2 separate regions of the Homo sapiens genome follow, and region 2 is linked to region 1. Evidence: read pairs that join two places in POLR2A ChIA-PET (ENCODE). Cell type or tissue: Caco-2. All regions are shown on one strand. Each heading gives the region's core, and the rest is flanking DNA. Links, peaks and the distances in the headings are about the cores only.

The links. ChIA-PET counts read pairs that join two places held together with the same protein. Peaks named below come from ENCODE experiments on the same cell type or tissue, not always from the same donor. Only the 100,000 strongest peaks of a DNase experiment are listed, where the experiment ranks them.
Region 2: POLR2A ChIA-PET joins it to region 1 with 17 read pairs; 2 of 35 experiments call an interaction of 5 or more read pairs at or near these places.

Annotation. Positions count from the first base shown.
Region 1 is chr18:21,989,705-21,992,621 of GRCh38, reverse strand. All of the region lies in intron 1 of LINC01900 (long intergenic non-protein coding RNA 1900), which reads right to left. Among named protein-coding and RNA genes, the nearest start is that of LINC01900, 10 kb to the right of the region's middle. RefSeq lists an enhancer at 589-1,461. In Caco-2, for the core only: no CTCF peak of the experiment used is centred there; DNase peaks (open chromatin) are centred at 521 and 1,331.
Region 2 is chr18:22,105,370-22,108,286 of GRCh38, reverse strand. No RefSeq gene overlaps it. Among named protein-coding and RNA genes, the nearest start is that of GATA6-AS1, 62 kb to the left of the region's middle. In Caco-2, for the core only: no CTCF peak of the experiment used is centred there; a DNase peak (open chromatin) is centred at 1,526.

The DNA of each region.
Region 1 (2,917 bases), core at 131-2,630:
TCTAAAATGTATTCCCAATCAGAAGATCAGTAGGTTTTACCAATATTAACATTTCTATCCTTTCCCTAATTGATTGTTTATTTAGCTGAAGGCCTCTATGTGTGATATGCTACTGGCATATCAAAAGAGGGTTATTTGTTTTTGAACCTGCATGGTGATTAATTCTGCATTTTCATTCTTTTTTTGCAGGGTAGGGAGAAGTATGAGTATAGTGTATTGGAAAGAGAGTTTTGAAAACAGAAGGATCTTAATGCAAATCCAGATTGAACCATTTCCCTCTTTGTGGTCTGGGCAAGTTCATTTCACCCCTCTGAGCCACAGTCTGTTTTTCTAACTTCTGTCACAGGTTCCAGCAGTGATTAAGTAAAATTACAAATTTGGGAGCCCGCCACGTAATAGGAGCCCTTTACCTTTTCTAATTATTTCTTACATGGTAAGCATCCCTAATAAGTATTCACACCTGGTTTGTGGAGTCTACCTGCATGCCTCAGGTGACGTGAGAACATGGTTCACGTGAGGTCTGATCTCACAGGGCGGTGCTGGCCAGGCCCAGCATTGCAAAGATTCCTTCTATTATTCCCAGATTCTTCTCATTTTTTTAACACTCTTTGCCCTTTTCCCTAGGTCAAATGGAAGGGTATGATCCCTACAATAAAGCACAGACTTATTTTTTCCATAGGCCTGTCAAATACTCCCCGATAGCCCCTGTTCTGTCCCAAGGAATGATGTAGCAACTCCTTAAGAATTCCTACCCAGCATTCTTACTAGTGAAACCTGAGTTGGTCATTACAACTATTTTTGTGGGATTTTAAAAAATCAGATCTAAATAACAAGCAAACATGTAACCGTGCATTTGTGCTATCCTTAGATTGTTATGGTTAAAAAGGGATAATTGATTTTAAGTTAAATATTCCTCATATCCTGATCCACCCCTCAAGTACTAGCTTTAATATTTTATAGACTACATGGTCCGACCTATTGACCCAGGTCCTGATGTGCCCACGGACAAGCCGGAAGGGCCATCCTTCCCACTGGCTTTGCAATCTGGAGGCTGACAACCACCCAGCCTGCCACCCATCAAAGTCCCTGCTGGTGACTCTCTCCCCCAGCAAGCTGCCTCCCTTCCCCCACTTTCCCAAACATCTTGGGCATCTCAAACAATCCAATTACACTCAGGTTGTTTAAACAAACAGCAGCACAATTCCCCAGCCCAGAGCCCCAACTGAGGGATTCCCTTGGGCCGACTCTCACCACCTCCACCCCCAACCACAAGCCACTTTCAGAGAAGAGCAGCCCTGAGCAGAGACAATGAGCTCTGGGTTAACAGTGGGTAGTTTTCCATGTCTAAATGTTTGCAGACACTTGGTAAAGTGTCCCAGGCCAAGTTTCCAAAGGACAATACCTCCACACCACTGAGTTTGTTTAAGCAGGCAATCCCAGATAAGAAGGGGGTTGCCCCTCCTCTTCAAAAGCCAAGAATGCAAGATGGGCTGGAGGCAATGCTGTGGGAGGTTGGGACAAATTCCACTGGAACAAGGAATACTTGAGTCCCTCTCTCCACTCCCACCCTCCCTTAAAATAATAGATTTACCCTAAAGGAAAGGTGAAGTCAGGAGATTGGTGGAGTTTTTCTAAGTATTTCACAAATAAGACAGCTGGGACAAGGCAGAGTGCTATTTACAATGCCACAGCTGAGCTGGATTTAGAAGATGCAAGGCATGGTGGTGGGTGCCTGTAGTTCCAGCTACTCGGGAGGCTGAGGCAGGAGAATAATGTGAACCCAGGAGGCGGAGCTTGCAGTGAGCTGAGACCAGGCCACTGCATTCCAGCCTGGGCAACAGAGCGAGACTCCATCTCAAAAAAAAAGAAAAAAAAAAAAGAAGATGCAAAGGTTGCTTACAGTTTCTCACTGAGCAGGCATTCAGTCCCTGCAGAAGGACTGACTACCTTCCCCACTGGGCATTTCACATCATGTAAAATGCCAGTCAATGCCCAATGCCTTACATTTTTTGTTGAAAAGCAAAAGAACCAACCATTCTTATCTCCAGGCCAATTCTGAAGGGCTGCCACCAAACTTGTAAGGACCATCACTCGCCCAACAAATATGTCTAGATCATCCACTTAGAACAAATCCATAATGGTACAGGGGCAGCGAATAGAGGCAATATCTAGTTTCACATGTGATAGAAAGTGGCGTCTTATTTATTTATGTATTTATTTATTTTGTAGAGACAGGGTCTCCCTATGTTGTCCAGGCTGGTCTCGAACTCCTGGCCTCAAGTGATCCTCCCACTTTGGCCTCCCAAAGTGCTGGGATTACAGGCATGAGTCACTACATCTGACGGGTAAGTGTCTTAAAAGAAGAGCAAGCAAAGACTCTGGAAGCTCAGAGAAGAGACGGCTTCTGGCTGAGAGGAGGTGAGCTGATCAGAGAAAGCTTCACAGGGAAGAGGTGTTTGAGTCAGCCCTTGAACCGGTAGGAAGGGTGAAGATGAAAGCCAGCTCCCTCATCAGGCCATGGATAGGCTCTTCCCACATATTTCTAGTTCTTTCTACGTCTCTGGAGCCTTCAGCCATTAAAACAGGTATTCTTATATTTTCTGGGTTACAGACCCTTTCAAGGGAATCCTTGAAAGCTGTGGATTCCCTCTCCAGAAGAATGTCCCAAAATATGGCATGCCATTTCAGCCAGTGCCCAGACTTATCCAGGGACTTCTGGTTAAGAATTCTTGGGATCAAATGTTGCAGACCCATTTCTGCCCAGGGTCTGATAGGAGAATTGAGAGAAAAACAAAATTTCCATCTATCCGTTCTTTACACTTTTATTCTTATTTTTAAAATTAACTAATGTATTTGGTCTACAAAACCCTAAAGAAGAAAAGAAAGGGCTTGTTCACTTTCCATGTTATTTGAAAAG
Region 2 (2,917 bases), core at 133-2,632, 120 kb before region 1:
TGATCATGCCACTGTACTCCAGCCTGGACAACACAGCAAGGCCCTGTCTCTAAAAAAAATCCAAAAAAATTTTTAAAGAGTTTAAAAATTTTAAAAAAGAAAGAAACAGTCATTCAAAAGATTAACTATTACCATACTATGGGTCAAAACATTCCACACAGTGAACTTTCTCTGAAATCCTTTGCCCCAGAAAGGAAGTATTTGGATACACAGCATGTTTCCTCCTAACTTTATCCAAAGAAGAAAATAAGCATTGAAATAGAAGAAGCTTAATTTTGTTAATGTCCTGGGATGTTGATGATAATCCATTCATATTTTTATTAGAGTAACTCTTAATGTTGAAATAGCTTTATAACTAACAGGCTCAGGGCATCTTCATTGTCCAGAGTAATTTCCCTGTGTAGAACTCTCAATGGCTCCCCACTGCCCACAGAAAAAGGCCACGCTCTTTGGCATAGCACATGGTCCTGCCCCAGCCTAAGTTTTGACTCCTCTTTCTACCACAACTGAAGCAGGCCCTGTTCTTTCCTCCATAATCTTGAGAACCATCATCTCATTCCTAGAATTGCCTTCTCCTTTATCTGTCCTCTGACCTCTTATCCCTTAGGATTCTGTTCAAATATTATTAATACCTCTTTTCCTATTAATAATTTATCATGCTTAACCATGTTCATTATTCTCCTCTTTTTTTTTTTTTTTTTTTTTTGAGACAGGATCTCTCTCTGTCGCCCAGGCTAGAGTGCAGTGGCGTGATCTCAGCTCACTGCAACCTCCACCTCCCAGATTCAAGTGATTTTTGTGCCTCAGCCTCCCAAGTAGCTGGGACTACAGGCATGTGTCACTATGCCCGGCTAATTTTTGTATTTTTAATGGAGATTTCACCATGTTGGCCAGGCTGGTCTCGAACTCCTGAACTCAGGTGATCCGTCTGCCCTGGCCTCCCAAAGTGCCAGGATTACAGGCGTAAGCCACTGCTCCTGGCCTATTCTCCCCTCTTTGACTCCACTTTTTAATCAGCATATGTGTCTCATGATGCATTTAATGATTTGTTTGCCCATCTGTCCCTGCCAATATGTTGTGATCTTAACAACCAAGAGCTTGGTGTTTGCTAATACCTCTAGAATCTAGCATTGGATATTGAAAGGACAGTTTAAGCACCACTTTTCTGTAAAATGGGAAAAAATACTACCCGTCAGCATTTTCATGAGATTAATATTATACGCAGAAGGGCCTAGCATACTGCCTAGAATGTAGTACCTATCCATTAGCATCAGTATCCATAATACCAACAATATTCATATTATGTTTGTTAAGTGAATGCTTAAATCTTGCTTTATAAAATTATAGTCACATGGTTATGCAAAAGTATACTTCATTAGATTTGGGCAAAGCTGGCAAGGTAAAAGAAGGCAGTTTGGAGGCTGAGCTGCAGGGTGACTTCTGGAATGACAGCACCTCATTGCTGACTCACTTAGCCCGTCTATGGCTCAGCTTCCAAGACTCTACAAATTAGCCAGTGAGTATTAAACACCAGCCCAGCCCACAAGGTAATCAGATCCAGGAGAGCCAGCTGATAACATTCCTGGAGTTCTATCAAAACACTGAAGGCTTACTATGAGGCAATGACAGTGGTGGATACAAACATAAATCAGGTGTTTTCCTGGCTCTCAGCTCACAGCTTCATGCGGGCAGCAGAGACATATACAAGGGACAACAAGACAAGCTGGAATTTGGCAGATGTTATAGTAGAGATACAAGCAAATACATTGATGGTGCAAAAGAGCACAAGATGAATTTTATTTGAGGGAATGGGAAGCAGGAACGCAGGTTTATTCTGTACCCATGCTGGGCCGGGGGTAGCTCATTTGGTCTTCATAATATGGTGAGATAGAGAATGTTGGCCGGGCATGGGGGCTGATACCTGTAACCCAGCACTTTGGAAGGCTGAGGCAGGAGTATTGCTTAAGCCCAAGGAGTTCAAGACCAGCCTGGGCAACATAGCAGGACCCCATCTCAAAAAAAGAGTGTTAACCTACTTTAGAGATGAGCACCCTAAGGCCCAGAGAGGTGAGATAACTTAGCTAAATCACACTGATAGTACACTAGGCTTCGAATGAAGGCCTTTCTGGTTTTGACGCCAACACTCTTTACTGCACCAGCCTAATCCCCAAGGGAGCTGAAATGGCCACATGGAAGCAGAGCGACCAAGTAGGGAGAATTGAGTGCCCCAGATAGAAGGGATCATGTAGACAAAAATCCAGAGAAGAAGGTTCAAAGATGTGTGAGTGTGTGTGTGTGTTTGTGTATGTGAAAGGGGAGAGTGGAAGGAGGGAGTCATGGCTGGAAAAAAGCCTGACAGACTAGGGCCAGATCACAGAGTACTTTGAGTTTTAGTCCTAAGATTGTTGTCCACTGTTATTTTTTAAATGATGATAATGAAACTATAATAATAATATTATATAGTGCCTTTATTTTTTTTGGTCTTATTGAAGTGTAATTGGCAAATGAAAATTGCATACAGGACCAGGTGCAGTGGTTCACGCCTATAATCTCCGTGCTTTGGAAAGCCAAGGTGGGAGGATTGCATGAGGTCAGGAGTTCAAGACCTGCCTGGGCAACATAACAAGACCCCATCTCTACAAAAAAATTAAAAATTAGCCAGGCATGGTGGCACGCACCTGTACTCCTAGCTGTTTGGGAGGCGGAGGTGGGAGGATTGCTTGAGCCTAGGAATTTGAGGCTGCAGTGAGCTATTATTGCACCACTGCACTCCAGCCTGGGTGACAGTAGAAGACCTTATCTCAAAAACTTTTTTAAAAAAATTGTATACAATTGGCTGGGCACAGTGGCTCACACCTGTAATCCCAACACTTCGGGAGACTGAAGCTGGTGGATCACTTGGGCCCAGAAGTTCAAG